3 separate regions of the Mus musculus genome follow, and all the other regions are linked to region 3. Evidence: chromatin loops called from intact Hi-C (ENCODE). Cell type or tissue: left cerebral cortex. All regions are shown on one strand.

Evidence for each region. A loop is a pair of places that touch in the nucleus more often than their neighbours do. Peaks named below come from ENCODE experiments on the same cell type or tissue, not always from the same donor. Only the 100,000 strongest peaks of a DNase experiment are listed, where the experiment ranks them.
Region 1: it touches region 3 in a loop (4-fold over the local background); 2 of 42 quality-filtered maps call a loop at or near these places.
Region 2: it touches region 3 in a loop (6-fold over the local background); 4 of 42 quality-filtered maps call a loop at or near these places.

What each region holds. Positions count from the first base shown.
Region 1 is chr8:116,754,356-116,756,855 of GRCm38, forward strand. No RefSeq gene overlaps it. Among named protein-coding and RNA genes, the nearest start is that of Cdyl2, 23 kb to the left of the region's middle. In left cerebral cortex, a CTCF peak has its summit at 1,403 (motif pointing left); a DNase peak (open chromatin) is centred at 1,409.
Region 2 is chr8:116,499,291-116,501,790 of GRCm38, forward strand. It overlaps the pseudogene Gm9058. Among named protein-coding and RNA genes, the nearest start is that of Dynlrb2, 4.5 kb to the right of the region's middle. In left cerebral cortex, no CTCF peak of the experiment used is centred here; a DNase peak (open chromatin) is centred at 1,315.
Region 3 is chr8:116,620,852-116,623,351 of GRCm38, forward strand. The region is part of intron 2 of Cdyl2 (chromodomain protein, Y chromosome-like 2); the gene reads right to left. Among named protein-coding and RNA genes, the nearest start is that of Gm31367, 16 kb to the left of the region's middle. In left cerebral cortex, a CTCF peak has its summit at 1,119; DNase peaks (open chromatin) are centred at 431, 668, 1,033, 1,587 and 1 more place; H3K27ac peaks cover 1,899 bases.

The DNA.
Region 1 (2,500 bases), 130 kb after region 3:
CTTCTGGATATAATAGCACTGATACGCTTATGAATCCAGAGACTGTGGTTACCTGCATAGACATGTGCAAGATCAATCCAAACAATACTCTAGCATGGGATGGGGCTTGTGAGCCCTCCCCCAGCTGAAGACCATTGACGGGTTATGGCCTCAGGAGAGAGAGAATCAAGTTTCTTTAAGGGTGTAGCTCCTAGTAGGTCAACCATGCTCCAGTGGATGACCGCCCACCCAGGAGCATACAAGCTGCCCAGATTAGACTCAATGGGTTATTTTAAAAGAGGGGGCGGAGGTGGGCAGAGACACGACATTGGGTGGCAGTGGGGAGGACTTTGGGGAAGAACTGGGCGCAACTACAATCAAACTCTCAAAAACGAATTAAAATACTACAATAAAGAAGAAGCACTTCAGAGATGGTTCTATCAGGGAACATTCTGTGCTATAAGAACTTGGCCACTCTTGAGAGTCAGGCGCTGGAGAGTGTCCCTTTGTGAACTGGGAAACAAGGCTGTCCTACACGATCACGCAGAGGGAGATATAAAAGTAGCCAGGACAGGTCATCTAGAAATGAATCACAATGAAAACTCATGGTACCAAAGGTGACAGAATACAGTCAAGATGCCATGCAGTGGTGAGTTTACGGGATTAGAAGGCTGCAGCCTTAATACTTAATATTTAAGGACTCGCTTCACCTTTATCTGAAAGCTGGGAATTAAGATGGAAATGTCAGTCAAGACAATAAATTCAAGCTCTGGCTCTTTGAAAAGTCCCAGCACATTCCAAGTCAGGGAAATAGGAAAGGGAAAAAGGGAGGGAGGGAGGGGAGGAGGGAGGGAAGGGGAGAGAGGGAAAGGAAAAGGAGACCTAGAGAGAAGGAGGAGGATGGTGAAGGGATAGCATTAAGGAAGATGAAGGGTTTTGCCCTGAAGAGATCTGGATCTGATCCATTGATTCCTTCACTCATTAACTCAGTTATTTATCAGAAACAAAGGAGCCACATCCACCGTCCTGCAGACTCTAGGAGATAGCTTTGGCTGAGAAGCGCCCTGCCCCGCAACCGTTTATTTTCAAATGTGCAGATCTCTGTTTCCTGTGCTTTCTCTTAGGTTCTTTTCCTTCCATTTGTTCGTTTTAGTCGAATTCCTAAGAGTTCAGGTTTTTTTGATTTATCTTTTCTTTTGTTTTCTTATCATCCCATAGAAACCTATTTGTTTTCTAATGAGAGGCACCAAGTGGGTGGATCTGGAAGTAGGGGGTTGTTGTAAGTAGTAGATGAAGAGGAAGAACTGTAATTATATTTTCTGAGAGGGAAAAAATCTATTTTCAATAAAAGGGGGGAAAGGAAAAAGTTGAGCATAGAAAATGTAAGTAACATAAAGTGACCGCTACCGCCACCTGTTGGCAGCAGGCTGAGTTGGCATCTTTGCTCTAGCTTTCCTCAGATGAAACATTAATTAACTGAAACGTCACAGTTGTTTTAAGTTTTACAGTTTATGAAATACTTTTAAAATAGCTAGAATTGACCCAAGAAGAGGTAGAAAAGCCAGAAACACAAGGGGGCGACCAAAAGTGGTTCTTCCTGTTTTTATAAGTTAACCAGAATGTTTTCTAGAGCCAGACGGGATTCCAGGGGATTTTTTTTGTTTTTGTTTTTTTTGGTTTTTTTGAGACAGGGTTTTTCTGTGTAGCCCTGGCTGTCCTGGAACTCACTCTGTAGACCAGGCTGGCCTCAAACTCAAAAATCGACCTGCCTCTGCCTCCCGAGTGCTGGGATTAAAGGCGTTCGCCACTACTGCCCGGCTTCCAGGTGAATTTTTAAAAGCACATCTTTGCTACTTCTCCAGGAGGTGGAAGAAGAGATTATCAAAATCACAAAAATCACGACAAATGATAACATTTACAAAGTGGCATGAGCTGAGAAGAGGCCCCAGGGGAAAAGGCGATTGCTGTGCTCACATTCAGAACCTGAGTTTGTAACCCCAGAACCCACATGAAAAGAGCACAAAGGTGCACACCTGTAACCCCACTATGTGCACACCTGTAGCCCCACTATGTGCACACCTGTAACCCCACTGCGGGGGGAAGGAGTTGAAGGTCCCTAGCCAAGGTGGATGCCTGGTGTAGTGGCACAAATCTTTAATCCCAATACTTGGGAGACAGAGGCAGGCAGAGATCTGAGTTCAAGGGTAGCCTGTTCTACAGAGAAAACTTCAGGGAAGCTAGGGCTACACAGACAAAACCCTGTCTGGGAAAAATTAAAATAAAATAAAAATAAGTAAGGTGAAAATTGATAAAGGAAGGCTCTCACACTGACCTCTGGCACACACACACACATATATATATACCAAAAAATTGGCAGGGTATTTCTAGAATTGAAATTTGAATACAAAATGCAATTGAATATGAGTGTCAAGAGTGACTTTCATAAAAAATGTCCCACTGTGCAACCTGAGATAGTTTCAGATGTGAAAAGATAATTTAACATTAAAAAGTCATTCATATG
Region 2 (2,500 bases), 120 kb before region 3:
CAGATTGGCTTCAGGGTTGAATTTACGGTAGTCAGAAAACACACACCATCTGATGCTCACTTTTGTATGTTTGCTGGAGATTATTTAAAGTTCAGAATGTGGTCTATCTTGGGCGACGTTTTGTGGGCACATCAAAGGTTAGATAGTCACTGATGTTGGTTAGTCTGATGTACAGATGTCAGTTAAAAGCGGTTGGTAGAAGATTTTAGATCTTCTGTCCTTAGTGGCTTTCTGATTGGCTTTTCTGCTAATTTTCCAATGAGGATATGTATGAATGTCTTCACTCTCACTGAACATGACTATTTCAACCATACCTTTTTTTTTCTCTCGTGCATTCTGCAGCTCAGTTATTGTCAGCATAGGTTTTTATTGCCAGGTTCTGTATGGTATGGTGGGAACTTGACTATTCTATCATTATGTAATGTTCCTGGTTGATAATTTGCTTTGCTCTATAGCAATGGTTCTCAACCTCCCTAATGCTGCAGCCCTTTTAATTCAGTTTCTCATGTTGCGGTAACCCCAAACCATAAAATTATTTTCATTGCTACTTCATAACTCTATTTACCGTAATGTAAATATCTTATATGCAGATGCTCTTAAGCAACCTCTGTGCAATTGGGGACCATGGCCCACAGGTTGAGAACCACTGCTCTGCAGTCTTTTCCTCTGATTTTTTTCGGGGGGGGGGCAGTGAATCCCATCATAGTCTATGTTTTCATATTCATACTTTACTTCTACCCAAAGTCACTTTCTGGTGAATAATAAAGAGTTAAAAACATTTTTAAAAATGCACTATGACCTTTTTTATTTTTGTACTTAGACTATTTAGAATAATCATCAAGAGACCAATGTCCTAGTCTCTCTTATGTTGCTGTGAGGCAATACCCTGGCAAACACAGCAGCCTACATGAGAAAGGGTTCCAGATGACGGTCCCTGAAAGCAGGGAAGTTAAGGTGAACTTGAAACAGCTTGCCCCATCACATTCACGGCCAAGATCAGAGAACAGATACATGCATGCTCACTTGATCAGCTCACTTTCAGTCACTCTTACACAATTTCCCTGGCCAGCCCAGGAAACAGTGAAGCCTCCATCAGGATGAGTCTTTCCACAGCAATAAACCCAATTTAGAAAAATCCCTCTCAGGCATCCCCAAAGGCCAACCTGAGCTGGGCAATTGCTCTCTGAGTCTCTCTTCCCAGGAAACTCTAGATTGTGACAATCTGACAGTTAAACCTAATCATCGTGGCAGTCAGCTGCCACTGACCGTCTGGGTGCTGGGGATAACTGCCAAACACTCACCAGGAATGGAAGTTCCAACTACCCACTCAGCTTTCTTGGGCTGTGGGGAGGTGCAAGGAATTACAATTATGCAACAGTGGATGTCAACTGATACAGACTCGAGTGGAGTTTTGCTAAGACAGCCTCAAGGGGTGAGGCAAGACCCGTGGAGGACACGTGATGTTTGGAGGGACTGTCAATAGGACTCAATGGACAGTGATGGAGGCTTCCTTGCATAGCTAGCTTTACAACGCATTGTTGGTCTCACATCTTTGCTGATCTTCACTTCACTTAGAGAGGCACAGCAGAGAACTTCTCCTGGCATCCCTGGTGGTCCTGGTCACTCCTGCTGAGGCCTGGCTGTTTCTACTAGGTCATGCCATCACTGCTGATTCGTGTTTGTTATCCCAACACTACTAAACTGGTATATTCGTGAAGTATTTATGAGTGAATCCTGTGAACTGCTGATTTCCTGACAATGCAGATGGGATTTTTCTCCAAAGAACAATTTCTAAACAGGTCCACTTCTCCTGTATAGCAATAACGTTTCTTTTCCACTATCTCTGGTGGGTGGTGGGCTAGAAGGGAGGTTAAAGCATTTAAGAACCTATATTAATAGTAGGGTTTGAGAAAATCAAAGCTTACAGGTTATCTTGAATATATTAATTGAGGTGGGAAGATCAGCCCACTGTGGGTGGCATCATCCCCTATGCTAAGAGGTTCTGGATTCTGTGAGAGTGAAGAAAGTCAAGCTTATCACTGGCATGCATTCATGCACTGTCATTCCCTGCTCTAGATTATAGATGTGATATGAATAATCCCTTCCAGTTTCCACCTGTGCCTTCTCCCTGTTGAGAAATGGAACCTACAACGCTGATCCAAAGCACCCCCTTTCTCCCATAAGCTGTTCTTATCAGGTTATTTTATCAGGGCAATAGCCCAGTTTCATGAAAATAGGTGCCCTTTTTCAGTGACATTAGTCTACATATAAGAGCAAAACTGGAGTGACCTAGATCAAGCTTCTAACCTATGCGCTGTGAAGGACATACCAATGGGTACCCTGTTCATTTAAGATTCTCAAGGAAAATAAATGAAACCTCTTGTAACAGTGGGTAATAGGAAAGGAATTCTGGCCTTTTGGCTCTTCGGTCGGCACCATGGCGGTCGGCAAGAACAAGCGCCTGACGAAAGGTGGCAAGAAGGGAGCTAAGAAGAAAGTG
Region 3 (2,500 bases):
TACTCCTCTCTTTGCATCTCTCTAATCTAGCCAGCGGCTAGCAGGGCAGTGGTCCTGAACCGGTGCTCCGAGAGTCAGACTTGAACTGAAGGGCTCTGGTGTCCGATGGCAAATGACACGGCCCAGTCATCCTGGTACAGAGTCTAACACACAGAAGCCGCCGAGGTACCCATCAAGAGCCAGTCTCCTGGAGCCTCTCCGCCTAAGACAGTCCATCAGATACTGTGGGATCTGCCTACATTTGTCACAGGTATCCAGGGGGATATTAGACACGTGAAATATGAGACCAACAGCCTATCCTCATGGGAGCTTGTGGGCGCCAACTCGAAAGGATGTAATTAAGCAAAAAGTTTGGGACGGCTACAAACACAATAGAGGTGGGTGGCAGCTTCCTCTCCCTTCCAGCTGGGGCCCTGGGATGTGTGAATATACATTATCTGGAGAAGATAGCAAGACACCAGACTGAGGAGGAAAAAGGTCCAGAATAGCTACAAACGCGCAGGGACTTCGGCGGGTCGGCTGGCTAGCAAGTTTCTCAGGTGATGAGGTATCTGGCCCCATTAGCGAGTTGGCATTCAAGGCGGGTCGCCAGAGCAAAAGGCTAACAGTTGCACTCCACCTCAGAAAGCAGCACAGGGCATGGGGAGAGACACCCACCCTGTGCATCACACTGCTGTCTGGCAGTCAGTCAGCAAACCATCCTCCCTTAGTGCTCCTGCTTACTCTTAGGGAAGCTGCAAGTCTGGCAGGGGGAGTGTTATCAGCTCAGTTACTGGGACCCTGCCCAGGCTCCTGCTCTTGTACCCCATGAGCCTAAGAGGCTTCCCCTGACCGCCCCTTCCTGCACCAATGGGGGAGGGGGATTCTGCAACTGCTAGCAGCTGTCACGCGAACATCAAACGGGGATGTTTATGCCAAGCCTCGTTTACACAAGCTACTTCTTCCCCCGAGAGATGAATGTTTAAGACAAACAGCGCTTCCATATGCTCGAAGCACAGGCATATCAGCACTGGGGGATCCCCAGATGGAAGCATGAGTCAGGCTGGGGCAGATGCCTAAATAAATCGCGTTAGGGTGAGATTCCTCTCTGGAGCAGGAGGAAGCTCTAAGCAATTGCCCAGGTTCCCCTAAAGATGGCAAGCTCTCCCCAACGGAGCATACTCAGAACGGTCCAGACCCCACACTCAGCATCATCACAGACGGGCACTTAACTCATGACCTAGCCTGCTCGTTACCACCTGCACCTCTGCATCCGTGTTCACTCTCATTCCATCAGGGGCATCTGAGGGCCCTGCACACTGGGCATGCACTGTTGTGTGCCCATTAGGTATTTCCTGAAGCTCCTGAGACTTCAGGCTCTGATCTCTGTATATGAAGATGCCTGTGGGTATACACAAGGGTGTTTGAGAATGGAGGGGGCATGACACTGGAGCACACAGCTTGCCCAAAGACACAGGCCACTGAGGTCTTTGTGAAGGCGCAGTCTGGCCACTGAGGATGTCACAGCATGAGAAGCTCAGGGTTCACCGCCTCCAGAGACTGTAAGAGGAGGAATTCATGTCCTAACGCAAGCTACCTACAGTCTACGTTGCTTCCAGGACAGGGCAGAAAGGAGCAGGCAAGAGAGCCGGCACAGGGCGGGGTTGGAGCTGCAGTTAGGACCAACCCACTATAGTCTGGGTGTTGGGGTTCCCCCTCCCCCGAGAGTCACAGCTTGAAACTCTGTATCCCATTTAACAGTACCAAGAGGCAAAGCCTGTGGGATGAGATAAGCTCATGAGAACTGTATCTATCATCTTGAAAGGGATTGGCGGCTTTATAAAGGAAGCTCTGCCCAGTCTGGGCAACCGTGAGTCCAGGGCAAGCCTGGTCTGAACATAGAGACTGGATAAAGAAATTAAAGAAGCACGACAGGAGTTGTACTGTCCTATGTCCCATGCATGGACACAGCTGGAAGTTAGTCATGTTCCACCTAAGAGGAACGGCCCTCCGCCTACGCTGGTGACACCAGAAGAGCAGGCATCTCCCATCATGCGCTAGCTTGGAGAACTCCATCTGTAAATGGCGTGGACAGGAGGACAGCCCCCAAGGCAGCCCCTCCCTGGACAAAGGCTGTGAGTCCCAGGGGAGGTGCAGGCCCTCTGGGGAGGACTTCTGTCTCCTGGGATGTTGGGCTGCACCCCACCCCCAGGAATGTGGATCTGGTGTGGTGACTACAGCCTGGGGTATCCTACAGTGTAGTAGGATTCTCTCTTTTTTCTGTATTTAACAGTATAGGGGGGATTGGATGTCCCCTTTACATCACAGGATCTCATTACAGTGGCCCAAGCTGGTCATGCACTCAACCTGTAGTCCCGAGTGACCTTACATTTGCAATCCTCCTACCCCAGCCTCTCACATAGCTGGGATGACAGGCCTAGCTGTAGTTAGGCCTTTGTAACCTACCGCAGGCCTCATATAGCACCTGGGGCTTGATATCCCTGTATGCAAAGGTGTCTAA